Linked DNA regions of Mus musculus: region 2 is linked to region 1. Evidence: chromatin contacts called from ENCODE POLR2A ChIA-PET data. All regions are on one chromosome and are shown on one strand. Each heading gives the region's core, a stretch centred on a gene start or an enhancer-like site at or near the end of the contact. The rest is flanking DNA. Distances are from core to core; before and after follow the strand shown.

What was found. ChIA-PET counts read pairs that join two places held with the same protein, here RNA polymerase II (POLR2A).
Region 2: POLR2A ChIA-PET joins it to region 1 with 40 read pairs in Patski. The contact joins the promoter of Zfp362 here to the enhancer-like site in region 1. POLR2A ChIA-PET finds 5 or more read pairs at or near these places in 2 of 5 experiments (Patski and embryonic stem cell).

Annotation. Positions count from the first base shown.
Region 1 is chr4:128,710,192-128,713,057 of GRCm38, reverse strand. Phc2 (polyhomeotic 2) reads right to left here. Exons shown (of 15, transcript NM_001195130.1): 6 at 1,914-2,000; 7 at 699-999. Among named protein-coding and RNA genes, the nearest start is that of Gm33712, 16 kb to the left of the region's middle. Within about 2 kb of position 1,542, at least 1 of the 3 ENCODE cell types and tissues checked has a DNase peak (open chromatin) inside an H3K27ac peak, as active enhancers do.
Region 2 is chr4:128,804,785-128,807,484 of GRCm38, reverse strand. Zfp362 (zinc finger protein 362) reads left to right here and starts at 1,373. Exons shown (of 9, transcript NM_001081098.1): 1 at 1,373-1,473.

The DNA.
Region 1 (2,866 bases), core at 293-2,792:
GCTCTTGGCAGATTTTCTCATTCACAGCCAGTGCTGGGAGGTTCAGTGGGCAGGGCCGGGGGCTAGTCAGAGGCCACTGATTCACCCCCATTTGCAGAATGAATGGGCCCAGCAAACAATCAGCTTTTTTTTTTTTTTCCAATCTTCTAAATTTACTCTCAAGTGTGGAGATCCCAGGCTCCTGTCCACGAGGTTAGGGGGTCCTTCCACTCTCCTGCGGGGCTCGGAGCTTGGACACAGAACAGGCCACAGTGTCACCCTCCTTTACCTCCCCAGCCTCTGGGAACTCAGAGGAGTCAGAAAGCTTGCCCATATAAGTTAGCCAAGGCCTCCTGAAGGATTAGAGTCAGCTTCCTGCCTCTCCTCTGCCTGTGGCTCTCCCAAGCTCTGGCTGGCCACATCCCTTTCACTAACTTTGGGGATCCCAAAATAGTCCATCTACCAGTCCCCACCCATTCAGGGCTAAGGCTGTGACCGGTTCCCGGAGCCGGGGCTGTGTCGGTGCAAAGGCTTAACCCTAGGGATGTGGTTTCTAAAGTCAGACTAAGCATGAACCGGAGCCTGGGGCTGGCAAACACCCCAGGACTGGGAGGGGACAGGGAGTCTGGTGTCCTAACGCACATATGGGAAGGAACGTTTGGAAGCTTTGGAGGGCTCTCTTGATCCATAACCCAGACTTCATCGTGCTGGGACCTTACCTGGTGCAATGAGCGGGTGAGTAGCCACAGCAGGAACTGCCCGGCCAGGCCCTGGCCGGCCCTCCATGTTGCAGTTACCATCTCCTGCCTTGAGTGTCTCTGGCGCATTGTCAGTCCCACTAGGCTTGGCACCCGCAGGGGAACCCTGAGCCATGGTCCTGCCCTGTGGTGGGGCAGGCAGAGGCTGGCTACTGCTGGGTGTGGGTTTCAGGGCCAAGCTGGGCAGGACAGGCTGGGTGGGGGGAGGGCCCGAGGCTGCTGCTGCTGGTGTCTGCTGGGTGCGAAGCGTCAGGTTCTGTACCTGAAAAAGAGGGGCCCCGTGAGAGTCCAGAGAATGCAGGCCGGGGCAACAGCAACACACACCTGAGAGGGAGTTAGGGCAGATCCAGGACTACAGACATGAAAATGGTTTCTAGACGGAGCGAGTGAGAGAAAGAGAGATAGAGAAGAGACACCAGAAAGAGAGACGCACGGGGTGGGTAGTTAGGGGCTGAAAGAGAAGCCCGGAGTGGGTGGAGTTTGTAAAGAACACAGGAAGTATGGTTAGTGATCAGAACTGAATTCTGGGGCTGCCCGGCTGGGGCAGACAGGGGCAGGGAAGCCAGCGCCTTTCGTTCCCCACCCCTGACACTATCGGGATTCGTTGCATCCTACTGCGGCAAAGCACGGTATGGAAAAAAACAGAACAAGACTGACAGGCAAAGCAGAGGCTCAGCTTGTCCTCACAGTCAGGTTAACGCCAGGTCGTTTCCAAGACAGCCGCATGCTTACTCAGCCTGGTCCCTGCTGCCCTCTGCTGGACAATGGGGGGCAGTGCCGGACTCATAACCTAGCTTCTCCATCCTCGAGCTTGGGTCCCCCTTCTGGAGATGGCGTAGGAAGACAGACTGAGTAAGAGGTCCGTTCTCAGGTTCCCACAGACGTCTCACACAGAATAGCTCCTCTGTGCTGTAGCAGAAGGCCGGAGGCCAGCACCCATACCGTTCCTTCTCTCCGTATGCCCCTGCCTCTGATCCCCTCCCCTCAGTGCTGGCTCACGGTGCTCTCTGCTGCCTACCTATATTCAGAGGAGCCAAGAGGTGCTGAGGCCAGCTGGATGGTAACGAGCGAGTCCATTTTCTTATTGCTTCATAGACGAGTCCTACCACTGCCAGCACCCCTGCCCCTCTATGAGCTGCCCACCCCCCTGCCCACCCACGAGCCCGGGGTCCTCACCTGGGCAGGGGTAGGGGGCCGAGCAGGGGAACCAGTGCAGAGCTCAGGCTGAACAGTAGCGACGGTGGCCGTGGGCGTGAAGATGAGCTGAGGGGACAAAGGAACAGAGGGCCTAGGCTCCTAGCTACCTGCACCAAGTTACCTAGCTGGGTCTGGAATCACAGGGAACGAGGCACCTTTTACCTGCCCAGTGTAGGCTGAGCCACAGGGGAGAGCAGTTTAGCCAGGGGATGGCTAAGCAAGCGGGACCCTTGTTCTGAGGGACTCTGTTGCCTCAGAATCTGGCACTGTCTCCTCAGTCCTGTGAGGAGGAACCTTGGGCAGCTGTCATAGGCTGATCTTCCAGGTCTAAGATAGCTCTGTTCCCCAGGGCTAGATCGGAATAAGATTATCTTTCAAAAAGGATTAAATCGGTTTGCACAGTGGTCACTTTCTAGTCAAGCTCTGATTCAGCGGGGGTGGGGAGGGGAGTCTGGAAGCAGCAACAGCAGAGGAAGGAGATGGCCTGGAGCTACGGTGACTGCGTCTCATCTGGAGGGGTGCAGGTAAAGAGGCAGCACTGGCTGGCACCTTGACCTCTGTGTGGCTCTGTCTCTGCATGCATGTGGATAAGCTGGTGTCGGGGCAGGGGGCCTCCTTCATCTCAGTGCTGGGGCCTCCTGGATCACTCCCTCTGTGTACATTCTGCTCTCAGAGGGCAGCAGATGGGCATCAGGACCCCAGTGGGGACATAGAGTAAAGTGGAGTGTGGCTGCCAGTTGGCTGGGGACATGGAAGTCCAGTCATATGCTGTCTGAGGCATTGCCTGGGAAGGGGAAGAGTACCCGCAGCGACAAGCTCGGAGTCAGGAAGAAAAACTAGGGAACAAGATCAGAGCAGCCCCCGGTGTGATGCTCTGGCCTTAACAGCAAGGCAGGGAGGGACTACGCTGTCTTCAGGATGGTGTCATCATG
Region 2 (2,700 bases), core at 124-2,623, 95 kb before region 1:
CCAGTTAATTTTTGCCGCTTGCTTATTGTGCCTCTGCCCTATGCCCGGAATTGTGTGCTTGATGCTTTGAGAAGGAACCAACGACCTCCGTGGGTCCCACCCTCCAGCTTCCCCAATGTGTGACATCCTGTGCTAAACTGGAATCCTCACGAGGACAGCGACTTTGTCCACACTTTTTAGAACTGTGTTCCCAGCCAACTAGCGCACGTGCCTATGAACTTATACTTCCCAGAAAGCAGGATGGTTTTTTGTGTCCTTCCTTCTCTGGGATGCTTAGGACGGCAGAGGCAGCCCTGATCCTCTAGGCCTGCAGGTGGACAGCAGAGTGTGCCACAGAAATCTAAGCGGGTTCGGAATCGGGAATGCCTGCCTCCTCAGGTAGAAGTGAAGTTTAGAAGTTGACACAGCCCGCGAGGCCGAATCAAGAGGACTTGGTGACTGATTGGCTGGGGAGGGTGAGGCGGGAGGAGGAGTCGCGCAGATGGCTCTGAGGTCTGGAGCTGGGGGGACAGGCGGTGCCACCTCTGATAGACTTTCTAGAAGTGCTGTCAGCTCCTGGTCGCCCCACCGCTGAGACTCAGGCCTAGGGTTGGGAAGCGGTGTCCTGGCTTGTGCAAACTTCTGCACCCCACCCCGCCCCCACGTCCTTTCTTCAGAAATAAATAACCAAAATCTTAGCAGGGATCTTGAGCCTGGCCGTTTGTCACCGGGTGTGTGTGTGGGGGGGGGGGGGAGCACCGTGGGGGTCTGCACCAGCTTGCGATTTCCCAAGGAGGGACACCCCCACCCCTCCCGAGAGCAGCGTGACCAGCCAGTCCCGGGTCCCCAGGCCACCGCCACCCGGGAGCGGAGTCTGGGCGGGACAATGGCCGCGGCCGCCCGGGCCCCGGGAGCCCCCGTGCTGGGGAAGGGGCTGTCCTAGGGCCGGGCGCCGGTGCCCTCCCCGCGCGGCTCGGGCGGGCGGAGGGGGGCGCGGAGTTCCTTTGTGGCTCAGCCTCCGGCGCGGCGCGGCGCGGGCAGGGGGCGCCGCGCAACTTTCCTTGGCGGCGGCGGCGGCGAGCGCGAGACGAGGCCCCGGGGCCGAGCGGGGGCCCCCAGCGCGCGGCCCGTCCCCGCCCCGCCGGCCCCCTCCCCTCGCCGTCGCCAGCGCCGGGCGCTGCCCACTCGCCGGAGCCCCGGGGCCGGGCGGGCTGCGCAGCCGAGAGGCGGGGGGCCGGACGCGGCTCGCTCGCGGGGCCCAGCGCGCCGGGGCCGCGCGGCTGCACAGCCGGCCTCCGCCGCCGCGGCGCCTGCAGAACCCAGAAGTGAACAGCAGGCGACCCGGAAGGTTTGCGCGCCGCTCCGCACCGAGCCCCAGCCGCGCGCCGCCGCCACCGCCGCCACCGCCGAAGCCGGGAGCCCCCAGCCCGGCCCTACTCGGGCCGCCGGGCTCGGGGCTGCGGCCGCGTCCCGGAGCGCCGCCAGCACTGCCAGGTCCGTGCGGGCCCGGGGCGCGCGGGGGAGCGGGCCCGCCCGCGGGAAAGTTGCGCCGAGTTGCGGGGCGGGGGCCGGGCGGGCGCGAGCGCTGTCAGCGCGGGGCGGCCGCGCTGCGTGGGCCCGGGGGTCGCCGGTGCCTCGGGCCGGGCCCCGGGGCGGCCGTGGCTGCGGCGGCTGCGCGCGCGGGGTAGGCAGCGTCTCCCGCGGCGTGTCTGGGGTTCGTCTCCGAGTGTGTGCGTGTGTGTTTTCCTAAGCCGGGCTATTCAAACCTGCTGCAATTCTCCGGTAAACAATGATTCATGGGGCTTAATGCAAATAAACGGATTGCAAACGGCGCGGTTCGCGCACTTTGCAGCCGGCCCGGTGGAGCGGCCAGTGCCGGATTTCTCCGTTTTTTTGCAGATCTGCAGAATATGGCGTCCCTGTCCTGTTTTAAAAATAAGCCAGGCTGCCATTTTTGTTTTTCTTTTGTCTGAAGATTTTAATAAAACTGTCTGAGAATGTGGGAGAGGCGGCTGGAAGCAGAGGGGGCACCCGAAGGGTTGGCTTTTTTCCTTTTCTTTGGAGAGAGCCGGGAGCCTTTCGGGGAGGTGAGACACAATACAATTACACTTTAAAGGAAAAAATAAGGGGGAGAGAAGCTGCCGGGTGATTTGGGGGGAGGGGGCTGGGAATTTAAAGTTAACTCTGAAAGTTTTCTTTTCTTTCTTGCTTTTTTTTTTTTTTAAGATTTTTTTTTTCTTCCCCTGAGGGCCCTGAGATGCCGCGAAAGGATATGGGGGCCCATTTCTCTGTTTCTTCCCACCTAGCTAGTCGCCTTTGCAGGGTTTTTGGGAAAAGTTAACTGCCGGTTTCCCCAGAACTGCGTGGGTGGGGATGTCGTGTGTGTGTGTGTGTGTGTGTGTGTGTGTGTGTGTGTGTGTGTAGGGCTGAGGTGAGAGGTTTTGGGAGGAGTCGTTTGGACGAGGCTCTGTATCAAAGTGGTATTGTAAGGAACTATATTGTAGCCCCAGATTTGGGGGAGTTGGCTGGCTCTAGGGGCATAAAGTGGGCCCAGGGTTTGGAGCTAAGATCCCTGTCATGAGGACATGACCCTTCTTGCCACCCTGTCCTCCAGCAGTGTGGATCCTTTAGGAGCTGTGTGTGTGTTGGAGATGGAGGGAGGCTTGCCCCTTCATGGGTGGCCAGAGCCCCCTTGGTGGACAGGAAGTTTTGGTAGCCCCC